Regions from separate parts of the Homo sapiens genome. Here region 2 is linked to region 1. A link is an interaction called in ENCODE POLR2A ChIA-PET data of the cell type or tissue named here. Cell type or tissue: HepG2. All regions are shown on one strand. Links, peaks and the distances in the headings refer to the core of each region. The heading gives the core; the rest is flanking DNA. Region 1 holds the start of LOC107985383 (a long non-coding RNA gene). Region 2 holds the start of LINC00261 (long intergenic non-protein coding RNA 261).

Evidence for each region. Peaks named below come from ENCODE experiments on the same cell type or tissue, not always from the same donor. Only the 100,000 strongest peaks of a DNase experiment are listed, where the experiment ranks them.
Region 2: POLR2A ChIA-PET joins it to region 1 with 5 read pairs; 1 of 35 experiments calls an interaction of 5 or more read pairs at or near these places.

The regions. Positions count from the first base shown.
Region 1 is chr20:23,657,403-23,669,135 of GRCh38, forward strand. LOC107985383 (a long non-coding RNA gene) reads left to right here and starts at 3,668. Exons shown (of 5, transcript XR_001754712.2): 1 at 3,668-3,846; 2 at 4,080-4,248; 3 at 8,936-10,100. RefSeq lists an enhancer at 30-529. In HepG2, for the core only: no CTCF peak of the experiment used is centred there; DNase peaks (open chromatin) are centred at 2,996, 3,249, 3,629, 4,259 and 1 weaker place; H3K4me3 peaks cover 1,877 bases.
Region 2 is chr20:22,572,834-22,584,566 of GRCh38, forward strand. FOXA2 (forkhead box A2) reads right to left here. Exons shown (of 2, transcript NM_021784.5): 1 at 11,359-11,733; 2 at 8,165-10,321. The coding sequence starts at 11,445. The coding sequence ends at 9,017. It overlaps LINC00261 (long intergenic non-protein coding RNA 261), which reads right to left and starts at 5,809. Exons shown (of 4, transcript NR_001558.3): 1 at 5,677-5,809. RefSeq lists enhancers at 4,656-5,611, 5,612-6,567, 6,568-7,523, 9,200-9,771, 9,772-10,344. In HepG2, for the core only: no CTCF peak of the experiment used is centred there; DNase peaks (open chromatin) are centred at 3,573, 4,498, 5,078 and 5,838; H3K4me3 peaks cover 3,030 bases.

The DNA of each region.
Region 1 (11,733 bases), core at 2,323-7,322:
GCTTGCTCACCAGGGAGGTGTGAGGTGTGACCTTGGTCCTGCTGCAGCGGCATGCCCACTCAGTCTGCGCTCACTTGCCAAGCCTCGTTATCTAGGTTCCCATAGGTTTGTGAACCACCTCGCTTCTTTTCAAATGAATCTTTTTTTCTCCTAAGTCAATTAGGCTTGGTTTTATTTATTTGTTGTCAAGCACCCTGGAATGTACCATGCTTCTCACCTTTAAAAAAAATCCCATTACAGGTATAAAAGACAGCACTGATTAATTTCCTTTCTTTTTCGATTCCTAACTGCTGATTCAGGAACTTCTGGGATTCTCAATAATTTTTAGCATAATAAAATAACATTACTGCCATCATAAGTATATTTAGAACACAACTTCATGTCATTTGGTGTGTGATTCCTAGAGCATTATTTGAGTGTGTATTACATAACCTAATAAGTATCTTTTCCAATGAAGTATTACTTTGCTGGATGTCTTATGTCCAGCAAGGCGTGGCTCTGTCTGCTTGAGACCCAGATATACTAAGTCCAAGAGGGTAGCTGTGCAAGGAGAATCTGTGTCTTCAAAGGTTAGCCATAGTGTGCTTTCATTAACAGAAGATCATGAATACCCCCAAGTTAGCTGCTGGGCATCCTGATAATTAATTAATCAGGATTTCCTCTGCAGATAGTATCGGGCATACCAACCAATCACATCATCATAACATTCTCTGATGTGTGATCAGGTATCTTCTAGGGAAACTTAACTGCTCACTGACATTGACAAATAGATGCCACAGAAATGCCCAAGGATTTTAAAGCTGACAAATAAAACAGAAGAGGAGAGTACCCTGGCACTTATTGCAAGTTTTACCTTTCCAACTCATCACTTTGGTGCAAGGATTGCATTAATAGTACAAGCAGCGTGGGCCAAATGATCTTGTCATGAAGGCGAACAGTTAATTACCACTTACTGGAACTTGTGTGAAAATAAAAATTTTACCTGGAACTTAGTTGTGTAAAAATAAAAATTAAGAGGCTAACACCTTTAATGCCAGAATACAACACAAAATGGCTCCATTGCTTGATGAGTAATTGAAGGAATTTCTGGAACTTCCTACAGCCCTGTTAGAGTTAGTAGTTTAGGAAATGGTGTTTGGGCATGGAGTTAAGGCCACACACACACAGAGAGACACACAGACACATACACATATACACACAGACACATACACACAGACATATGCACACACACACACACACACACACACACACGTTTCCAGGTCAAGCCAAGGGTGGAGCTACTTATTCTCTCAGCCCAATAACGAGATGCAGATGAACTGAGAAAGAATAGAGTTTATTTCTGTAACCAGGTACGGGGAGAAAGAAGGCAAGGAAAATATCGCCAGACCAACTCAAAATCACAAAGTTTTCCAGAGCTTATATAACTTCTAAGCTGTATGTCTACATGTAAGTGTGCAATCACTTAAAGACATAAGTGATTAACTTCTTCTAATCTATAACTGAGGTCTGAGTCCTGAAGACCTTCCTTTGGCGCCTCAGTAAATTTACTTAATCTAGCTGGGTCCAGGTGCTGGGGTGATTACCCTTATTTTATCTCCTGCTAAATCATGGAGGTTTGGGGAGTTCCTTCAGACCCCAGCAAACTTGTTTGTGGAGGTCTGCGGAGTTTCTTCAGACCCCAGTAAAAACTTGTTTAATCTTAAATGGGTCCTGTTGAGAATTCCTTCGTTATCTTGTCATACTTCAAGGCCCAGGAAAGGCCTGGGCAAAACTCTTGGGCTTTTGTTACATTCCAGCCTTTGTATAAGGGGACTGGCTCTCTAGGCTTTTAATATTTAACTTAACCACTTAGTCAGTGCTGAAACAGTTGTTACAGAGGCCTGCCTGTTCAGCCGTTAGTGAGACCTGGCCTGCCACACACAGACACACACACAGACACACACACACACAGACATACACACAGACACACACATACACGTATATACACGCATACACAAACCACATACATACACACTGTATTAGGGTTCTCTAGAGGGACAGAACTAATAGGCTAGATGTGTATCTAAAGGGGAGTTTATTAAGGAGAATTGACTCACACGATCACAAGGCGAGGTCCCACAATAGGCCATCTGCAAGTTGAGGAGTAAGGAAGCCAGTTTGAGTCCCAAAACCTCAAAAGTAGGGGAGCCGACTGCAGACTTAAGTCTGTGGCCAAAGGTCCAAGGGTCCCAAAGCTGAAGAACTTTGGGTCCGATGTTTGAGGGCAGGAAACATCCAGCACAGGAGAAAGATGTAGGCCAGGAGGCTAAGTCAGTCTAGTCTTTCCACATTCTTCTGCCTGCTTTTATTCTGGTCTCGCTGGCAGCTGATTAGATGGTGCCCACCCAGATTAAGGGTGGGTCTGCCTTTCCCAGTCCACCCACTGAAATGTTAATCTCCTTTGGCAACACCCTTACAGACACACCCAAGAACAGTACTTTGCATCCTTCAATCCAATCAAGTTGACACTCAATATTAACCATCACACACACATAGACATACACATACAGACATACACACAAATACATACACACACACACATGCACACATACACTCATACACTCATCTACACACAGACATACAAACACACACATATATAGACACATTCACACACACATATGTATACACATGCACACACACACACACACATACACATACATACACACGTGCACACACATACACACACAGACCCACAGATACAGACACATACATATACACACACTCATACACACACAGGCATACACACATACAGACATACATACACATATGCACATATACACATAAACACACACACACAGACACACACACAGACATACTCATACACACACAGAGACATACATACCCTCATAAAAGTCCAGCTGGGCTGGGCTTTCTCAGTGTGGGCTGTGCCCCCAGCTGGGGGAGAGGCCACTTTTACATGGCCTTTTCCACCTGGCCTGCCCTCCTCCATTCTCTGGCCTCTGGCTTCCTGCCTGTCCTTATATAAACGTCTGAATCTTAGGCTTGGGCAAAGCAAGTCCTCAGACGAGCTTGGATTGTGGGAATGAAGAAACTGAACAAGATAAGGGCTTAGGAAAACTATGGAAGCTTTGAGATTTGTCTCCATTGCGAGCTGGATGGAAAGAGGCTTCACAGGGCCTCCGGAATTCAGGACTTCTTAGAATTGGCTGCCCTGAGACCTGATATGAACCCAGAACTTGATCCTTCCACGTGATCAAATTCGACTCCAGCTGTGGCTCAGCCTCACGGAGAGTTATGATTACATCACCCCTGACAAGCCAAAGGTGGGGATGGAAAAGAAAAAACTCAGGCAAAATTAATACAAGTAGAATGGTTATATGGCCCAAATGTAAAAACTGCAACTTGGTTGCATAGATTAAAGTTGCCCTGAAGATATGCTCCAATTAGCAGCAGTTGCAAGTGAGTTTTTAAAGAAAAAAAGGCCATTTCTAAATTGTTTACCAAGAATTTACATTAAGATAACATATGCTGTAAATTGGCTATACATTTTTCCAGGATGGGGAAGATAATGGGTGAGACAGGTCATCAGGAATAGAATGCCTTTAAACAATTGCCCCCAGCCATGCGTAGGAAGGACATGACTAAAGTCCCACACTCACGTCTCTCTGGGCCTGATAGGTTTTGCACACCTCACATAGCCCACACTGCTCTGGCTATTTTTCTGTGGTCTCTCAGGCATTGGAACCGTGGGAAGCGAGTCTCCTGCCCATCTCTGTTCATCCCGGACAGTTGCAATTGTGGAGGGACCCTCCAATGACATTGGACACTGGAGGCCCAGAGAAGGAAGTAAGTAGAGCTGAGAAGGGTGTACTTCTGATTTGCAATTTCATTTTAATTTCAGTTATCTCTGATCTGGTTTACACATTATATGATTTTAAATGGGGACTTTAAACACTCCTCTGCAACAGCCCTGCTGTGGGATTCTTGTGTTTGCGGTCATGGTAAAAATCAACTTTTTTTCTTGGTTTTAATTTTGAACTCACCTTCTTTTCCCCATCTTGTTTCTCCTAAATGCTTAGGTCCTCTGAAGAGAATAAAATAGTCCACTTAAAGCAACACCAGAAGTCTCTTGGGATATGTGAGGACAATAGCTCCCTGTGTGTGCTGGAGACCTTGGACAAAGTCCCCAAGTCATATCCATACCTACAAGGTGTCAGAAGAAAAGATTACAACACATCCCGTTTAAAGGTCTTTATTGGCTTTGGTTTAGAGGCTAGAATTGGGCAATACATCATTCATAAAACAAAGAGTGTTTGATGAGCAGAGCTGAGGAAGCGGAGGGCTGAGGATAGCAGACAGAGGACAAAAGCACAGGTATTCATCTGCCTGAAGAGAGTTAAATGCTGTCCTCTGAATCCGAGAGATGGGTAGCTGTTAGGATTTGCCAAAAGGAGACTATTTATTTATTTGGAGACAGGGGCTCGCTCTGCCTCCTGGGCTGCAGTGCAGTGGCACAATCACGTCTCACTGCAGCTTTGACCTCCCAGACTTAAGTGATCCTCCCACCTCAGCCTTTCTAGTAGCTGGAACTAGAGGTGTGCACTACCATGCTGCACTAATTTTTTAAATTTTTAGTAGAAACAATGTCTTGCTATGTTGCCCAGGCTGATCTCAAACTCCTGGGCTCAAGCCATTCTTCCACCTCTGCCTCCCAAAGTGCTGGGATTACAGGCGTGAGCCACCGCGAAGGACCAGAAGGAAATATTTAAAGCTCTTGTTTCTAGTCCTTGTAACAACCATCTTTAGTACTTGTTACGGAACACAGATTGTTATGGGGGCAGCCAAGGGTTCACTTGGAATAAGAGTGGAGAAGATGCACCATGGAAAATGGGATAACTCATGCATTAGTCAGCTGCTGTTCCCTAGGAAAAACCTTAGCATCTCGGGGGCTGACAGCAACAAGCTATACCTGTCATGCTCTGCCGCCTGCACATGGGCTGGGGGTCAGTGGGTCTGGTGCTGGCTTGGCTTGTGTCTTCATGCTGGGGTCCATGCTGAAGGGGTGGTGCCTGTCTGGGCCAGGTTCTTCTCATGGAGGCTCAGACGGGAGCAGGAGGACCAGCCTCTCACACACGCAGGGTTAAGGTCTCTGCGCTTGTCCCATGTGTTAACATCCTATAGGCCAAGCAAGACCCATGACCATGCACAATGGCAATGGGGGTCTACTCTGCATTTTCTGGAAAGAGGCGCTGCTAGCTGCATGGCACAGGGCATGGATGTATACTTTAGTTCCAGCGAGGGAGCCAGCTGTCCATCCATCTTGTCACACCCCCATGAATCTTGGAAAAACACTGTTGTGACATGGCATATATGCGCCCAGGAAGCAGGTGGATTTCGTGCTGGCAGTGGTTGGCTGAACTACTACCTAGGCTGACTTTTCTCTGTCTCCTTTGTTCCATCCTGGGATTTTTCTGGGAAGTGTTGGCTTCTCAGGAGTCCTCCAAGTGTGGACAGCTCCCTTTTCAGGACCTCTCTCTTTCTTCTCTATAAAATGAGCAGGTCAAAGGCCATGGCTTCCGAGAGTCCTTTTTAGGCCTATAGTTTGTGATCTGTTGATTACTGTGTTACTCTGGATGAAGAACTTACCCCTTTCTACCTCCATTCCCACCTCTATCCATTGCTGGCAATGTGGTACCAGACTCACAGGCCCATCCTGGTGGGGGTGTGCATGTGGGAGAGGGGGCTTATGGTGAAAACCCAGGAGGAAACAGAAGAAGGAGGCTGTGAAACAGTAGTGACCCCCCTGTGCTGCAGAGGGAGGTGCAGGTAGAGTGAGTGGTGGGGAACGTGGCTGTCCCTTGTGAGGCAACACATCTGGGGGAAGCAGAGGGAGCTCCTTCCTCAGTCTCTGCCCATGCATTCTCTTCAGTGCCCTAGTCCCTGCCGTCTCACACCCCGTTTCTCTGCTCCAAGGAACAGTACAGGGTGTGGACGCTGGTGAAACACATCCGTAGTAACCAGCTGGCCTGTAGCTTCATGGTACTGTGGCTTGGCTGGAAGTCCATGCTAGGATGGGAAGCATGAGCCGGGACTTTCCAACAAGCTGAGCACACAGGCCTGTGTGTGCTGGGTGGGGCTGGGGTCTCAGTGCTGAGGCAGCACTTTGCTGTATTTTTAATTTTTAATTTTTTGTAAAAGATAAAAAGATGATGGAAGTATGTCAGGAGGACACAGGAAGCAGCTTAAAGGGGCTCTACTAGTCAACTCTGAGAAAATTTAAACATTCAAATAAATGATAGTAATAGATTACAATTCATTGAATAAAATAAGAAACCATGAATCTTCTAGATCTGTGGATAAATAGATGATTAACAAATAGAGAGATGGAAAGATAGATACAGATAAAGGAGAAAAGTTCTTCCTTGGAGTAAAAAGAATGCCATTAATAAATATAGAAAAAATGAAGCAATTTTATTTTTCTATATTTATTAGAAAAGAAGTAATAATAAACTTTTTTATTGTAGTTTTGAAGTGACTTCAAACTTACAAAAAGCAGCAAGAGTAATATAAAGAGCTCCTGTACACACCCAGACCCTCCCACTCCTCACATTGTGTCTCGCGCGCTTTTCCCTCTTTCTATATGTGTATGCACTGTTACAGCTTTTCCTGAGCCATTTCAGAGCAAGCTGCAGGTGTGACTCCTTTTGTCCCTAGACATTCTCATCTGTGTCCCCTAAGGCCAAGGACATTCTCCAGCACAGCCTCAGTGCAGTGAGAGGAATCACAGCACTAGCATGGGTCCACATTGTCGTCTAATCTGTCATCCATGCAATTCATCAACTGTGTGTCATTGTCAGGCCGCCTCAGTCTCCTCTGATCTGAAACCGTTTCTCAGTCTTTCTTATCTTTGTAATCTTGTCATTTTTGAAGATAACTGGCGATTTCATGGAATGTCCTCAACTGGGCTTTGTCAATGGATGAGATTCAGGCTATGCAGATTTTCAGAGAAGAATTGTAGATGTGATCTTGTGTCCCTCAGTACCTCCTACCAGGAGGCCATAACATCGCTGTCCCATGGCTGACAGACACTAACTTTGATCTCTAGGTTCAGATGGTATCTGACAGATCTCTCCACAGTATGGTTTACTCTTCTCTCCTTTATAATTAGGAATTATTTCACTGAGCAATACTTTGAAATATGTATTTATGTCTTACTTATAAAGTTTTCACTTTTGCTTTCTAGCTTTAGCATACAATAATAATTCCTCTTCGAATCAATTGTTATTATGATTGCTTTCAAATTGTATTCCTAACTTCGTTTTTAAAACATACTTATAAATGGCATTCATTCTACTGCAAGGAAACACTTTTCTCTTTTACCTACCTATCCATCTATCTGTTAGTCATCTATTTTGCTATAGATCTATCCCACTCATGGTTTCTTATTTTACTCAGTGAGTTAGAATGTATTGCTCTTGTTTATTAGAATGTTAAAATTATCTCAGAATAGGCTAGTGGGAGCCCCTTTAAGCTGCTTCCTGTGTCCTCTTGACATATTTCCATCATTATTTGAGCTTATCCTTACTTTCTGATATAACAAGAAGTCCTAGATTTATGTTTTACTTTCTCTGATCCAAGGTGAAAATCAGTGGTTGGAATCTGCAGTGAATGCAGAAAGCAATTCCCGCGTGCTGCCTGTACTCACCACTCCTGGAATGCCGTGAGGCCTCAGTCAGAGATTCTCAACCTGGGGCAATTTTGCTTCCCAGGGCACATTTGGTAATGTCTAGGGATGTGTTTGGTTGTTCCAATTTGTAAGGCAGGTGCTACTGGCATTTAGGGAGAGAGGGCAGGGATGCTGATCAACATTCTGCAATGCATAGGACATTTCCTAGGTCTCACATGGCCACAGTGCAGAAGTAGAGGAACCTTGTTCTTGGCCTTGTCTGTTGGTCAGTGCTACAAAATACACACAGAAACTTACCCACGTGTAGATAGCTATTGTTCTATTACCTATTTACGTATTAAAAACTCTGAGTTAATATTGACACCAAACCCAATGCAATGAGATTCTTTCCAGTCCCCTCCTTTCTATAGTTGTGGCTCTTTTCTTGGACATTTATAAATCTTAGTTCCATTATCATCAATATATTTACTTGCTTTCTCTGTACTAGAACTCACAGAAGGTGAAACATTATTCTAGATCAGTGTTTCCCAATTTATCTTCACAGGACACTCTTTCTCATGGTTGCTGATACATGTTAGCCCTTCCCCGCAAAACACAAAGGGTGTGAGGAACAGAATCGTCTAGGAAAGTTGGAAGAGAATGAATCAGATTCTCATTGCAAGTATTTTTTGTTTTAATGAATATTCTAATGTGCATTGGTATCTCTGAATGGAGGCTTTTGTATACAGTATAATTTCAATGTATTCTTCAGGGAATCTTTGAAAATGTAATTAGCAATATATATTAACTCATAGCCACATTTGTGCTGTGTGCAACAGTTTGCAAACACTGTTTTAGATCTTTTGCACCCTGCAAGGAGTTTTTCTAGAATTTTCCATGAACATAAAGAGTTTCATGCTTTTGCGGAAATTCATTACTGAGAAATATTTATACAGCAGGTTTTCTCTGTAGTAGTACACTATTGCATGAGACTGTGTATGTGTGTTTGAGATTGTGTGTGTGCATGCACCTGAACAAGGCACCAATCCCTCAGGAGCCTGAGAGCTGCCCACTACGGGTCCCCTGATGGCTCACTCCATTCAACAGCTCTTGTGTTCCCCCGGAAGCCCTCATCGCTCTTCTCTGAGGTCTCTGGGTTCCCACTGCAGCATTTGTTATCACTGTCGTAGTTCAGCAGCACCATGGCATTTTCCTAGGGTAGCATCACATTGAAGATGCACTCACTTTACCTCCTGTGCTTCCTTCCAGTGGGCTCAACCTACTCCAAGGCACCCTCTTCTGGTGAGAATCACAGGCCTAGAAGGAAAGAAGGGGATGTCTATCAGCTGCCATGCCTGTGCCTCTCTGCTTCCTTTGTTCCATGCACATGGCACACTGTCTACTTGCTCAATGCTGTGGTCTCAGCCCTAGCACTGGACTCAGTAAGGAATTAGTTGAGCGAATGAATGGATTCTCCAGCAATCTTTATAAAATATGTTTTCCACATTTTTCAGACAAGGAAACTGCAACAAAAAGTGTCAGACCCCACACTGTGATCTCAACACTGCTGAGCTCTGCCTGGAATCTTGGAACTCTCCAGCGATCTCCTCTCCTTAAGAGTGGACGTGGGATGCCTCCACGCATTCAGTCAAAATAAGGTTATGGTGTGCCTGTTGTGTGCTAGGAATTATCTTCTCATCAGAAAAAGAATCTCTCTATGTTTTGGGAATAAGTGAAGAACAAAATGATGATGTGTAAGAGGTTCTTGCCAAATTGGTCGGCACAGAGAAGCCCTGGAGAAAGGCTGACAGTATTGCTGGTGGGGGCTCTGCTGGCTGGTTTCCAGGACTCTTCCTCTGGGACAGCTTGTGCTTCCTGCCACCCTCCCCAGGGTCATTTCTTATCCTTCCCCAGTTGCATTTTGATATTTCCTTTTAAGATTTTACTGTTTTTCAAAAGATCCAAAAGTAATTAAAACTCTAGCCATTGAAATGGCAGTTCTAACAAGTCGTCTTAGAGTCATTGTCACCTCATGGGGCTGCTAGCAAGGTATCCATATGAAATCATCTTATCCACACTGGGAAAGTCTCTGACACACCCATAAAGGCATGTTCATCCAGTATGCACACTGAGTGTCCTCCACATTCCACAGATTGTGAGAAGCACAGACACATTACAGAGAATGAGATGGATACAATATTGCCTTAAACGAACTGGTGGCCAAGCCAAATTCTAACTGCAGAGAATGATCAGGAAGGAGCGATTTGAGGAAATAACATGTGAGCTAGACTTTTAAGGAGGAGAAAGAGCCAGCTGCAGAAAGCCAGCAAGAATGGTGTTTAATGCAAAGAAAATCATAAACCGACCCCTAGCTGGAAATGATCCTAACCTGTGGAAGCTCCTGAATTGAGTGAGGAACCGGCTGGCAGGAGAGGTAAGCAGACTGGGTTTGGTGGATGAGCAGATATCAATTCCTGCCATGCCTTGCACACCGTGCTGAAGAATTTCTATTTTACTCCAAGTGAAATGAGAAGCCTTTGAAAGCTTTTACCAGGACATGACAAGACACCTTTTATATTATTAGAAGGCTGGCATGGCCACAGGGAAGGAACAGGCTTCTAGTTGGTGAGAATGGGAGGGTGGAGAACAGTCAGGAGGACATTGCAGTTGCTCAGGAAAGAGAGGACAGTGACCTGGGCCTGTGCCGTGGCCGGGAGTTGGAGCACAGGAGACTCAGGATGCCTATGAGAGGTGGCGGGGCAGGACTTGCTGAGGGCTGGGTTGAGGGCGCAGTGAGGAGGAAAGAACAGAACTCCAGCCCAGGCCTGAGTAAGTCACAGGATGGTTACTCAGCCAAGGCAGAGGTGAGGATGAGCAGATTGTCAGGGCTGGGGCTTTGGGGAGGAATCCAGAGCCGTCCTCATAGAGTGTTGGGGCGTTATGCATGTAGGACTGTGGATCTCAAATGCCACCCCGTGGATCCAGCTTAGAGGTTCAGGTTTTACGAGAGTGCAGGGGAGGGCACCTCTCAATTTTGATCATGGACTTCATTTGGGGCAGTACCACATGGTTTTCCATTATGAATTAGTGATAGTCAATTTTAATCTTTGCCAACCATATTTGGAAAATTAACATTAGCAATTCTTAATCTAAAAAAGCATGGATTACAGGAACCCAGAGTCTATAACCCATGGCTTGGAAGGTGTCTGAGAGAGATCCTGGGCTGTGTCAGATTTCGCAGAGAGGGTGGGTGGCTGACCTCTGAGAGATGGAGGGCTTCTGACAGGAACTAAGGTGGGAAGAGTCTCGCAGAGCGGCAGTCTTCCTACCCCACGATAAAGAAGGTGACAATATGTTGAAATATGACATGTGAAGATGAAGAGATCATGAAGAGAATCCTCCAAGGTGGCAGATAAACCACAAAGCTACAGGGCAATTCCTGTGCCCCCAGCCACCTGCCCTGTAAATCCCGGCATCCTCCACTTCACCACAATGACCAATAGAGGGCAGCATTCACCCATGGATGACCAGCCCCTCAGGTGCCTTTTACTCCAGCTTCACCCTGGGGAGCAGGCTCTGAAGGTGGCCCTGGGGTCGACATAGGATCTGCATTGAAGGAAGAAGCTCTACTAACTAAACACTCCCTGAGTGCTGTATGGGTTCTGCAGAGGCCCCTCTGCTTGGCTCTGTTCTTGCTGCTCTGGGCTACAGGGGTGTGCAGGGTTTTATTGATCAGAGCAATGGCCAGTAGATGGCATAGCCTCCTTTTCCTGCAGCTGTCCCCACGGCCCTGCTGGACAGGCCCAGAACGGACCCTCTCAGAAGACAAGGACTCTCTCAGGGTGGGTGATGAACATGTGGACACCTCTGTGGACAAGACTGGTTTCTTTCCTCTCTTTCACTCTTCCCTCTTCCGCTGTTATTACTGTTGGCCCTCTTCCTCCCCTCCCCCTTTACTAAAGCTACCCATCTCCCATCTCCTTCTTGCTCATGGTCCCTTCTGGAGGTCAGAGGTGTGAATGCCAGGGAAAATCTACTTTTGTTCTTGTGGTTAACAGGGACACGTG
Region 2 (11,733 bases), core at 3,550-8,549, 1.1 Mb before region 1:
GACAGGCTGTAGCTCAGAAATGATTTGGCTATGTGGGTTGTTTTAAACTTATATGTCAGCCCTTAGTCTCTGCCCCTGACATTTTCTCTCTTGTCTGGCATTTTCTCCTTCTAATCACAATGTAAGAGCCTGCTTGCTGCCTCCTACTTTCCAGCACTGGCTAGCTGGCCCTGGAAGCATCAGTGGGGAGAAAAGCGTGGTCCAGGACTGAATGAACTTCTGCCCAACTTCGAGGGACCATGGCCACATAAGAATTCTGACTGTTACCCCAGAAGACAGCATGAGAATCCAGCCTGATCCCAGACATCACCCATCCTCGTCTCTTCTAGGACAGTCCACGGGGTTTGTGCCATCCTTCCAGGGGGTACCAAAGCCTGGCTCTTCTGAGATCTTCCAGTTTCTTTCCAGCCTCCCCCTAACACTTCAGATGTCCCTACTCATTTTCCAGATTCTGGAGTTCTGGTGAAGGCCGGCCTCCTAATTCATTGAAATAGGAATTGTCTGTGCCCCAGAGTCCTGGGAAGCCAGAATAAGTTGAGGGAATATGAGTTGAAAGACTCCAGCTCAAAGCTGCGCTGTGAAATTGGAGCAAGTTACCTAACTTCTCTCAGCCCCAAGACCATTACCTGTAAATTATGATTTCCACCAGCAGGAAGTGGGGAAGCTTAAAAGAGATCCTGTTCAGGAAGATACCTTGCATGGTTCCTGGCACCTAGGAGAACCCCACTCAATTGTGATTGGATTGACTAGAGTTTCCATTCAAAATAAGAGAGGGCAGGACGTGGATGGGAGCATGAAGGCCACTGAAAACACTAAAATGGTAAAACAAAGTTTCTGCCTATAAATTGACTAACTTTTCTGAAGGAAAAGTCTCTCTTTTCTAGAGAGGATTTTCTCAACTAGCAGGGGATAGATTTGTTGAAGTTACAACTTCTTTCTGTGTGTGAACTGCCCCAATTAATGTAGCTCAGAATCACAGAACAAATGAAAAATATATAGTGAAATTGATCTCCTTTATTTGAAACTTAAAATGGGTTTGTGGAGGTAAAGCAGGCAAAAAGCTTGATCAGAGCTTTATATTTTATACTGAAGGGTGCACATGTTGATATCTTGACTTTTTTGCTAAAGATGCTTCTGATTTCCATATGAAGCTCTCTATAACCCAGCTCCTGCCCTGGAACCTCACCCTATTCCTTCACTGAAAACGTCATCTAATCATCATCTGTCCTTTTCGATTATCCAGCTATCTACCTCAGGCCTTAGTGCCTTCCAAGCCCTCTCCTCCAAATACTTCCAAAGATTGTTTTATGTTTTCAAATAAAGCACTTTTAACATTCATGAATTCAAGTTAGGAATTATATATATGCTTTCCTTTCAGTAAGCAACAATTTCCCAACAAAATTCAATATATAATTACTTCTGCTTTATAAAAATAGAAGGAATAATAAATTGAGATTATATTTTTCATTAAATACCAAGTCAAAATTCACATGCATGCAATCCTATTTTTATTTGCTCAGATCATTACCAACCCTAGTTCAAAAACATCCCTGCTTATTTTTGGACCTGTGTCTTATTATTTTCAAATCATTGAAACAATGGGAAAGCTGATTTACTGATTAAAAAATAAACTAGGACCCAACCATTTAAAGAAGCAGAGATTGAACCACATAAGCAAGTAGAACTAAAAAACAGTAAACAATTCTCGTCACAAAGTTATAATGCTGCATTACACGCCAGTATTTTTCCCTTACACATATGTTTGTGAGGCTGAAATATTCTCTCTCAATAAATTTAATGATGTTTAAGTCAAGAAAGTATAGTATTGCCAGCATCATCTCCTGACACTGCTGGGAATATTGCTGCCTCTGATTAACAAGAGAGGGTTAAACCCCAGGCACTTGCCCTGGTGGGAAGTGAGACCTCTAGCTTTGCATGAATGAATGTAACTTAATTTGTTGCTTCTTTTAGCACTCCCAGCTATCAGTTGTGTTATCTAACAGTGAAATATCACCCCTTCTTTAGAGAGAGATTGAGGACAAGTAAGTCAATGCTTTTTAATGTGAACCTGCGGGGGGCGGGGGGAGTGGTGACAATGACATCTGACCAGTCCATGTGAATGTTGGCAGTGAGCTCAGAGCTCTGACAAACAGCAACTAACGTAAAAAATAAGCACACTGGTGTGAAGGTATGCTTGTAAAAACTCCCTGTCCTCTCTACCTTTTCATGAGTGGTACTTTAGCACAAGGTGGCAGCTTCTTCTGCAGAGGATACAAATGATCTGGACTAGGCCCCAAGGGTGCAGGGACTGAGGGGGAGGGGAGAATAGGCATCACCTCCAGTCTAGCAAGAGGGACTGCCACGGAATTACAGCTTGTAAAATAAGCCTCCATCAGTCTCCCAGGAGACAGCCGGCCTCAACTTGGGTGTTCCCTGCTTGTTAGCCTCAGTCATAATTGGTCTCTCCTCCCATCCCACGTTGTTGGTTTTCTGTGTGTGGCTTTTGGTGTGAGCGTGTTAGGTCATCAACAAATACAATAGCGGGAGGGGGCAACTGGGGACACACATGATTGTTTTAGAGAAGAAAGGAGAAAAGGGATAAGAGAGTGGGCAGGAAGGCTGTGAACAGAATGGGGAAGATGGCCCAGGATTTAGGCTTCCGAGGCACCCCCTGGAGTGCTCCAGGGTAGGGAACTCCCTGGGAGTTTTGTTAAAGGGAGAAGAGGCCTGCTGGGAGCTGGGGACCCTGCTGAGCTCCGCTGAGGACATTCATCCATTCAACGCTATTTTTGTTTGCTTGTCTCTGGGGGTGCCTGTAACATCCTGCCCACATCCGGTGCCTCTCATCAAAAAAGAATTTTTCAAAAAATCCCAATCAGGGTGATTTGCTCTAGAAAGGCCACGTGTGTGGAGCTGAAGACCTAAAGAACAGCCCAGGACCCTGGCGGGGGTAGGGTGTGGGTCACAGGCCTTCATCCTTTTTCCATCCATTGTTAAAATAGATTCTCACTATCTTGTCTCTCCATCCCCCATCTCCTTTTACCTCTTCTCAGAGGAAAGCTGGGGATAGCGGCTACAGTAAATTTCTGATCTAAAGTTAACTATAAAGCCTAGAGTGGAGATGTCTTCGCATTTAAGGAAGGTTGAAGATACAGTGCATTGTTTTTGCTCAGAAGGGGAAAGATAAAGATAAGATCCCTAGACCCTTGAGTCTTTATTTACTGTAAAAAGAACATTTGACTGGGAAGGAAAGAGCAAGAAGTGTAATTAAGTCAAGTCGCAAATTTTGGGGATTGATTATTTTTTTCTGTTTGTATGTTTCAAAGTTTTACATTTTACTCGACAACCCCTGGCTGGCCTGGTTGCCATGGTGCTGCCTCCAGGGCTGGTGTCCATGCTGTCCCCCACCCAGTAGGATTTCAGGTCTGAAATCTTGTTCTTTTGCTACAGCAGGGACAGCAAACTGGAGCTAATGGCACTAGGGTGTGCGTGGGGGTGGAGGTGGTCTATTCTGTATGGCAGGACTTGATGCCTACGACTTTGCGGACATAAGCCAGAACGGGCTGCTTGCAACTCCAGGTTCATGGTGTTTGGGAGGAAAATGTTTCCTTTCCTGCGCTCTCTTGCGGGGTGAAGGTGCATAGTCAGAAAAGGCCTTGCTGCTCTTTTGAAACATAACTGGTGTCTGCACATTCCAGATCTCATCTCGGCCACCCCTCCCTCCAAGCCAGGGCCACCTCCAGACCCCCGGATGTGTAGAAGCATGCACTGCCCCGAAGAAAACGCGTTGCCCCCAGGTAACTTCAGGTACCTCCTAGGGCTAACGCCTCCTTCTATGCCATATTGAGCCTTATCTCTTGCTTCTTCCCGCCCCCCTCCCACATTAAAAGGCCCCCAAAGCATTGAGGAGCGGCTTCTCTTTATGAAGCTGGGGAGAAGGCGGGCGATAAAGATTGGGCGTTTAAATTGGCCATTTGGAAGATTACATCTCTTCAGCGAGGGTCTTTCTTTCAAAACTCGCACTGAATTAAGGGTCATGGCTACTCCGTACCCGGCTCTCAAAGGCACGGCACCTTTGAATTAGGTTGCGGAGTGGCCTGGGCGAGGGGACCCGGGGCCATCAAAGGCCCGAGGGAAGGCCGTGGGGCGACACCCGTCTAATGACAAGTAATTGAAGGATTCGACGCCGCGCATTACCAGCGGAACGGGAGGCATTAATTATTTAAAAACGATTAGCCTTGCCGTGTGTCCTGCAGGCGTCCCATCATGTTCAGCGAAGATAACCAGCCACCCGAGGCGAGCCGGGGCTCGGAGGGCGGCGGGCGCGCTCCCCAGCAGGCTTCGGGTGCGGTGGACACGGGCGCACAGCCCAAGGCACCAGGGAAGGAGAGGAGGGGCCACCAAGGGTCCCCACACAGGAAGGTGACTACATAACACTGACCCTGCTGAACAACGAAACAGATTTCTGCCCACTTGGGTTCGAAGTCTGGTGACTGCGGCGCAGATGGGAAAAGCTTTCCGGTCGGGGGTGGTGGGCAATTTCCATGTGCCAGTTCCCTGTCGCATCAGACCAAAGACCCAAAGTAACCCAGCCAGGCACGGGCCTCTCACAGTGCCTGCTACCCAGGCGTTTAAAGAAAAGACCCCAGAGAGAATGTGGATCTGGCGTGGGGGCAGGGATTGGGGGGGGGCGCTGGTAGACACCTGGGGAAATACAACTTTATGAGGTTTCAAGGGGCAGCAGCAGAACTACTATTTTTCCGAGGTCCACGCCTTTCCGCAGGCGGCGGAAAGACGCGGCTGGTTCTGTTGGGTCCTACAAACTCGCGTCCTCCGGAATTCCCGAGGGCAAGCCCGGCACGCGCGAGCGTGCTCCTGCCCGTGGAAGGGGGGAAATCGGCGACTGGGTTGCAGGGAGAATGCGATGATAAATGGCCCTGCGTCTGCTTTCTGACTTTCTCTCCTGGACCCAGCTCGTAACCCCAGAGGCTCCCCAACCTGCCTGCCGCCAAGCACGGCTGTGCGCAAAAGGCCACCAGCCGCTTCCTGCAGCCAGAGCTAAGGTTCACTCGCCTCTTAGAAAGGCGCGGCCCCTCCCCTGCTGCTGCTTGATGACGATCCCCATCGTCTCCTCGGCCTGCCTGTGTCCGAGAAAGAGTTGAGACTGGACTCGAACCCCTGCGCGCCAAGGGGAGGGCGTCACCATGCTCCGGCCTCAGCCTCTTCAAACTCCCATGCACCACGCACATCATTTTCTGCTGACCCCCACACTAGATTCTGGGGCCAAGGGGGTTCCCCACACCCCACCCTCCACTGTTCTCTGGAAACATGCTGCTCTCAGATCGAATCCCCAGACCCGAGCCGCTCGAGGGGCCTGTGTGGCTTCCTCGGGGCCCTACCAAACTCCTCTAACTGAGCTCAGAGCCTAAGCGGTCTGAGTTTGCAACTCTACGACCCCTCATCCTTCCAAGTCATGCACTTTCCGAACCCCCTGCAAAAAAACCCAACGCCTTGAGTCTCAGTTGGCTGAGCTTACCACCAGCCAAGCCCGCCCGGGCGTCCGAGCCCTGGAAGGGAGAAGGACTGGCTGGGGGAGGGGCGGTGAGCGGACAGGAGTGGGGTGCGGACGCTGAGGAGGGGAGCCGGGCGCGGTCCCCGGGTGGGCGCGCTCCCTACCTGCGGCGGCCGGCGGGCCGGCTGGCGGGCGGGCTGCGGAGCGTCCAGCTCGCGGAGGGAGGAGGCCGACTGCTCCGAGCCGAGGCATCCCCGCATTTATTTGAGCTCAAACCAAGCGACTGTTGACTTTAGCACACAAAGCAAAGATTTCACTGCCCGCTAGTTTAAAAATGAATATTTTACCAAGATATCGATCAGCGTTATAAAATTCAGTTAAGTACAATGGGATCCTGGCAAAAAAAAAAAAAAAAGAATAATAAAGGAGGGGGGAGGCAATATAATATCTGTGCAAATTTGCTGAAGTGTGACGTGGCATGGAAAGTTTACCCTCCTGGAATTCGGATCTAGAATGTTTTTTTCGGTTGTTTACAGACTTTGTTTATTCACAGATCATGGTTGCTTAAACCGGCGCGCGGAAAGCGTGGGGAAAAAAGGAAAAAAAGGAGGGGGGAGAGTCTCTGCACCCCACAATGAGTAGAGTTGGGGAAAGCGCGCAGTGGCGATTTGTGAGCTCGTTATCTCGGAACCCGGGCTAGGGGAGGGATTTAAGCGGGAGGGGGGCGTGAAAGACACAAGAAGCACAGAAAAGCCTCCGAAAGCGCCTGCTCCCCGACATCCTTTTTATGTATTCGGACAGAACTATATCTTATCGGCCGGGATCAGTGAAGGGGGGCGCGCTAAGTAGTTTAAAACGACCCTCGCACAATGGGCGTGCCATACGAAACATAGCAGGTTAGGGCAGCGCTTTCAGCCTCCATTGTCCCCCACTCGGCCCCCGGCCCTGCCTCTCGGCTCCTTCGCCACGGGAGCCTTTTATGTGATAATGAAACACATTTCAGGCCGGGCTCACGACGTGTGTGTCCTTGCTAGGAGGAGAGACGGCCTGATTGCTGGCTGTGGCCTCCGGATCCCCCCCTCCCCAATTTCTCTTCCTTGTGTTCTTCGGGACAATGTGGCATGTTAAGAAAGGGATTTGGTGGCGGGAGGGGGGCAGTGGCGGGTGGGAGGCGGAGGCGATGCCAAACCCCCCTCAAGCGCGTGGGAAGGCCAGGCTTGTTGGGGAAGGCGGCGGGGTGGGGGATGGGGTGGCAGAGACCCCAGCAAGGTAGCACTCAAAGACAGTCTCCAGGTCTGGGGCGTAGCTGGAACACTCCAGGTTAGGATGGTCAAGAAGCCCAAAGATCTAATCTTGAAAAAAGGAGCCTGAGCTTAGAAACCTGAGGCAAAAAGTCCTAGCCTCCAGGCTTTCGGAGTGTTTTTACCCACCGCAAGCCACTGCGCGCGGGAGTGGCTCCCAAGTCTGCCTGACCCGCGACGACACTGATCCTGCCCTCGCCCAGCCAGCAGATGTCCTGGGCAAAACCAACACCAGACTCCCCTTTGCGCTGTCGGCCTTGGTTTTCACTGCCGTTGGCCGTCCTTTTAGGCCAGCGAGGTCGTCTGGGGGGAGAGGCAGCATGGTGTATAAGAATTCACTCTGGGATTTTTCGTTATACTTTTAGAGTCCTTGAAGGCTCACAAAATACCTGCATAACCCCTGGACCCTGCAAACCTGGATTGCCAACCTCACCTAACTTACAAGAAGATTTGCAAGAGCCTTGAGTTTTGGAGGGAGATGGGGAGCAAATTTGCCGACAGTGGCATCTTCACTACTGTCATGGTCCATTGGCCAGACACCCCTTACCTCCTCCTCACTCCCAAATATACCCTATTTTTAAAAAACAGACTTGGATTGTTACCCTGACTTACCCTTTCAAACCAATTCCAGGAGAAGATCTTCTAAATGTTTCCCTACACCAAGTGTCTCGCCATTTCTGGGTTAGTAAGGTCTTTCTGGGTTAGAAAGGTCTGCCATGGTTGTGCACAATACCTGCTCCAGGGAGAAGGGTGGGAAAGGGTGGCACCCTGTGTACAGAGGAGGCTGGAAGATCCAGGCAGAGTCCCAATTCCACCACTGTTCACAGTGGTGAACAGGCAAAGTGCTGCACCACAAATTTGCAAGTTTGATCCAGGCTCATTGACCTGAAGGGAGGCCCAAGATCAGAAGTACAGCAAAAACATGTGAAATTGAGGCTTCCCCCAAGAGAAGCAAGCTGTGGGGCCCAAGAGACCACAACAACAGGGCACATTCAAACAGCCAAGGTGGAAAATTGTGATATGTGGAGAGTGATCTTCTACTGGCTTTAAAAATAAACCTGCTGGAATGGTCTTCCTGGGATCTGTGTATTTCATTGTGTGTAAAGTTAACCCCCAAATTCAAAAAGTAACCATAAACCATACAAGTTCCATTTAATAATGTGCTTGCTTTAGTGTTTAGGGGGATGTGTACTGGTATCTGCAAATTTGAAGTGGATTTAGAGAAATAAGATGGATTGACCAGTGGAGGTGAAGATAGATGGACAAGTATGTGATAAAGCAAGTATAATGAAATGTTAATTGCAGAATCTCGGGAGCAGGTCCCTGTGTGCCTACTGTAAAATTCATTCAATTTTGGTATGTCTGAAAATTTTATTAATAAAATGTTGGGAAAACAGCAACACTCCCTGGGCCAAAATAAAATACAACCTGCAACCAGACAGGGTATCCCTCCCTCCTTCTTGAAATAATTTCCAAGCCTGTATATTTTGTAAGCCAAGTAAAGAAAAGAAAAATCTGGAAGAAAAGATTCAAGGGATAAAACCGGGTATAACACTTTAATATAGATTTGTGGAACTCTGGCCCTTGCAGCCAGAATACACATTTATAAGCCATAAATAAAGCACGCAGAAACCATAAATTAATCGGACCCGAGACCTGGATTTCACCGTGTCAAGATTGGGAATGCTTTTTTTTTCTTTTTCTTGGTCATTTACAACAGACCCTTACATTATTTTTTTTCCTGTTTTTAAACAATAGTACAACCCTCTGGTTCTGTTAAAACTACATGGTTTTACACCGAGTCACTCACAAAATTTTTTTTTTTTTTTAAGTAAGACTTCCCTGCAACAACAGCAATGGAGGAGAACAACAACAACAAAAAAATCAGAATCTGCAGGTGCTTGAAGAAGCAGGAGTCTACACAGTAGTGGAAACCGGAGGCTTTTTTTTAACTTTATATTCTTTCCCGTTTTCCTCCTTATATAGAACGTGGGGTATCTGTGTGGCCCTCTGTTTGGGACGGAACGGCTGCAGCGGGTGAAGAAGACTGCTGTCTTGGGGGTGTTGGGGTGGGGGTGTTATGGATTTCTTCTCCCTTGCGTCTCTGCAACACCGTCTCCCCAAAGTCTCGACCCCCACTTGCTCTCTCACTTGTCCTCGATCCGGGGTGCCAGAGTTAGCCGGGCCTGAAGCCGTCGTCTTCTTAAGAGGAGTTCATAATGGGCCGGGAGTACACCCCCTGGTAGTAGGAGGTATCTGCGGCCAGGGGCGAGGCGTCCAGGCCCGTTTTGTTCGTGACCGGGCCCATGGCCAAGCTGCCAGGCATGGGGGAACCGTAGCCGGGGTAGTGCATCACCTGTTCGTAGGCCTTGAGGTCCATTTTGTGGGGTTGGTGGTGGTGGTGGCTGTGGTGGTGCTGCTGCTCCGAGGACATGAGGTTGTTGATGGAGAACGGGTGGTTGAAGGCGTAGTGGTGTTCCGGCTTCAGGTGGGCCTCAGGCGGCAGGCCCGGGTGGTGGGGCGGGCCCAGCAGGTGGGCCGCGGCCTGCTGCTGCTGCCCGGGAGAGGGCGCCGGCTCTGGGGGGCTCAGCGCCGCAGCCGGCGTCCCCTTCAGCTCTCCCAGGCCCCCTCGCTTGTGCTCCTGGCACGGGGAGGCGCTCGAGTGAGGCGACTCGGTGCCCGCCGGAGTCTCGGAGGCCGGCCCGGCGGCCTCCCCGAGTTGAGCCTGTGAGGCCTGGGCTCCGGCGGCCGCCTTCTTGCCGCTGCCGGCGGCGCCTGCGGCCTCCTTCAGCGCCAGCTGCTTCTCGCACTTGAAGCGCTTCTGGCGGCGCAGGTAGCAGCCGTTCTCGAACATGTTGCCCGAGTCAGGGTGCAGGGTCCAGAAGGAGCCCTTGCCGGGCTTGTCGGGCGAGCGGGGCACCTTCAGGAAACAGTCGTTGAAGGAGAGCGAGTGGCGGATGGAGTTCTGCCAGCGCTGCTGGTTCTGCCGGTAGAAGGGGAAGAGGTCCATGATCCACTGGTAGATCTCGCTCAGCGTCAGCATCTTGTTGGGGCTCTGCTGGATGGCCATGGTGATGAGCGAGATGTACGAGTAGGGCGGCTTTGCGTGCGTGTAGCTGCGCCTGTAGGTCTTGGGGTCGCGGGCGCGGCTCAGGCCCGCCTGCCCGTACATGGGGCTCATGGAGTTCATGTTGGCGTAGGGGGCCAGGCCGCCCATGGCCCCGGCCGCCTGCCCCCCGAGCGGGCTCAGGCTGGGACTCAAGTGCGGCCCCATGCCCGCCACGCCGGCCGCCCCGGCCGAGCCGCCCATGCCCGCCATGGCGCCCGCGCCGGGGGACATCCCCGCCAGGGACGGGCTCATGCCAGCGCCCACGTACGACGACATGTTCATGGAGCCCGCGCTCATGTTGCCCGAGCCGCTGCCCATGGCGGCCGCCGACATGCTCATGTACGTGTTCATGCCGTTCATCCCCAGGCCGGCGTTCATGTTGCTCACGGAGGAGTAGCCCTGCGGACAGAGCCCCGGGAGGGAGGCGACAGCGTTAGCACCGCGGCTGGAGGGTGCCCAGACCTCCCACCCACCGCCCAGGCCTCCGCGTCCGGGGAGGCCTCCGGGGAGCCCTTTCGTCCCCGATGGCCCAGTCTCCGGACTCCGAGTCTGTTTCATTCAGGGAGAGTCATGATCGATCGCCCTTGGGAAGGTGGCGAGCGGATTGCTGCTTGGGCATGTGGCCCGTTCCTAGCCCTTCTCCACCTCGCCCAGATTCTAGAACAGGGGTCCCATGGAGTACTCCCAAGCCAGCACCCCAAATACATTCCCCTACCCCAGAGTCTCCCCAAACTCTCCCACCAGCATACTGAGCTGGCGCCGAGGCCCGAAGTCCCCGGACGCCACCTCCGGTCGCAGCAAGCAACCTGCGGGACAACGCGCGGGGCGCCTCGGGCTGCCTCCAGCGAAGACTGTCCCGGGCCCCCTCTGTCCGGTCTCCCTCCAGGGACCCCCTCCCTTGTCCCAGGGAAACTGCAAGGCAGTGCCTGTGCGGAGTGCGGGGGCGGCTGGAGGCACTGAACGGGGCAATAGGGAAAGAACCGAGACCTGAACCACACGCGGCTGAGCTTTGCAGGCAAAAACTTTCTTTCTCTTTGTCCACTAGTCTTTGACTCTGCCTCCACTTCAGCCCCCAACTCCTACCCATCTTCTCCTCCTCAGCTCCCCACCCCCTCGCCGGCCGACCTCCCACCCCTCCCCAGCCGCGCGCTGCCAAACATAACTCTGTTAGGATAGTGCGTGGCTCGGCCACGAAGAGGATTTGGAGGCGCCGCAAGTCAATATTTGATCACAAAGTTAATATTATCTCAAGGCTAACAGTGTGTCGTATAAAAAAGAGACCCATTTGATTCCAAGGAGGGCGGAAAAGGCGGCTGCCCAGAAAGGCTGGGGTTGTGGGGCGGGGTGGGGGGGTGCCAGCGAGGGAAGCGGTCCTGAGGTTGGGGAAGGAGCGAGCGCCGCCGCTCCACTTCCCCCTGGAAAAGACGAGCGCTTACCTCGGGCTCTGCATAGTAGCTGCTCCAGTCGGACGGCTCGTGCCCTTCCATCTTCACCGCTCCCAGCATACTGGAAGCCGAGTGCATGGCAGTTTAAAATTTAACAGCCACAACAAACGACCAGCAATCACCCCCCACCCCCACCCTCTTTTAAAAAAAAGTCAGCCAAAGCACCGTCCCCTCCTCCCTCCCTCTCTCGCGCTCCCTCTCCCTGGGCTCCACTCCCTCTCTCTCCCTGGGCAGGCCGGAGGCGGTAGTTGGAAGTGGGCGGGAGGTGGGGGGGGGCGAGGAGCGGAGGAGGCCCAGGCCAGCGCCCCGCGGTAGGGAGCACCCGCCGCCGCCGCGCTCACGGGCTGCCGGGTGGCGGCTGAGGTT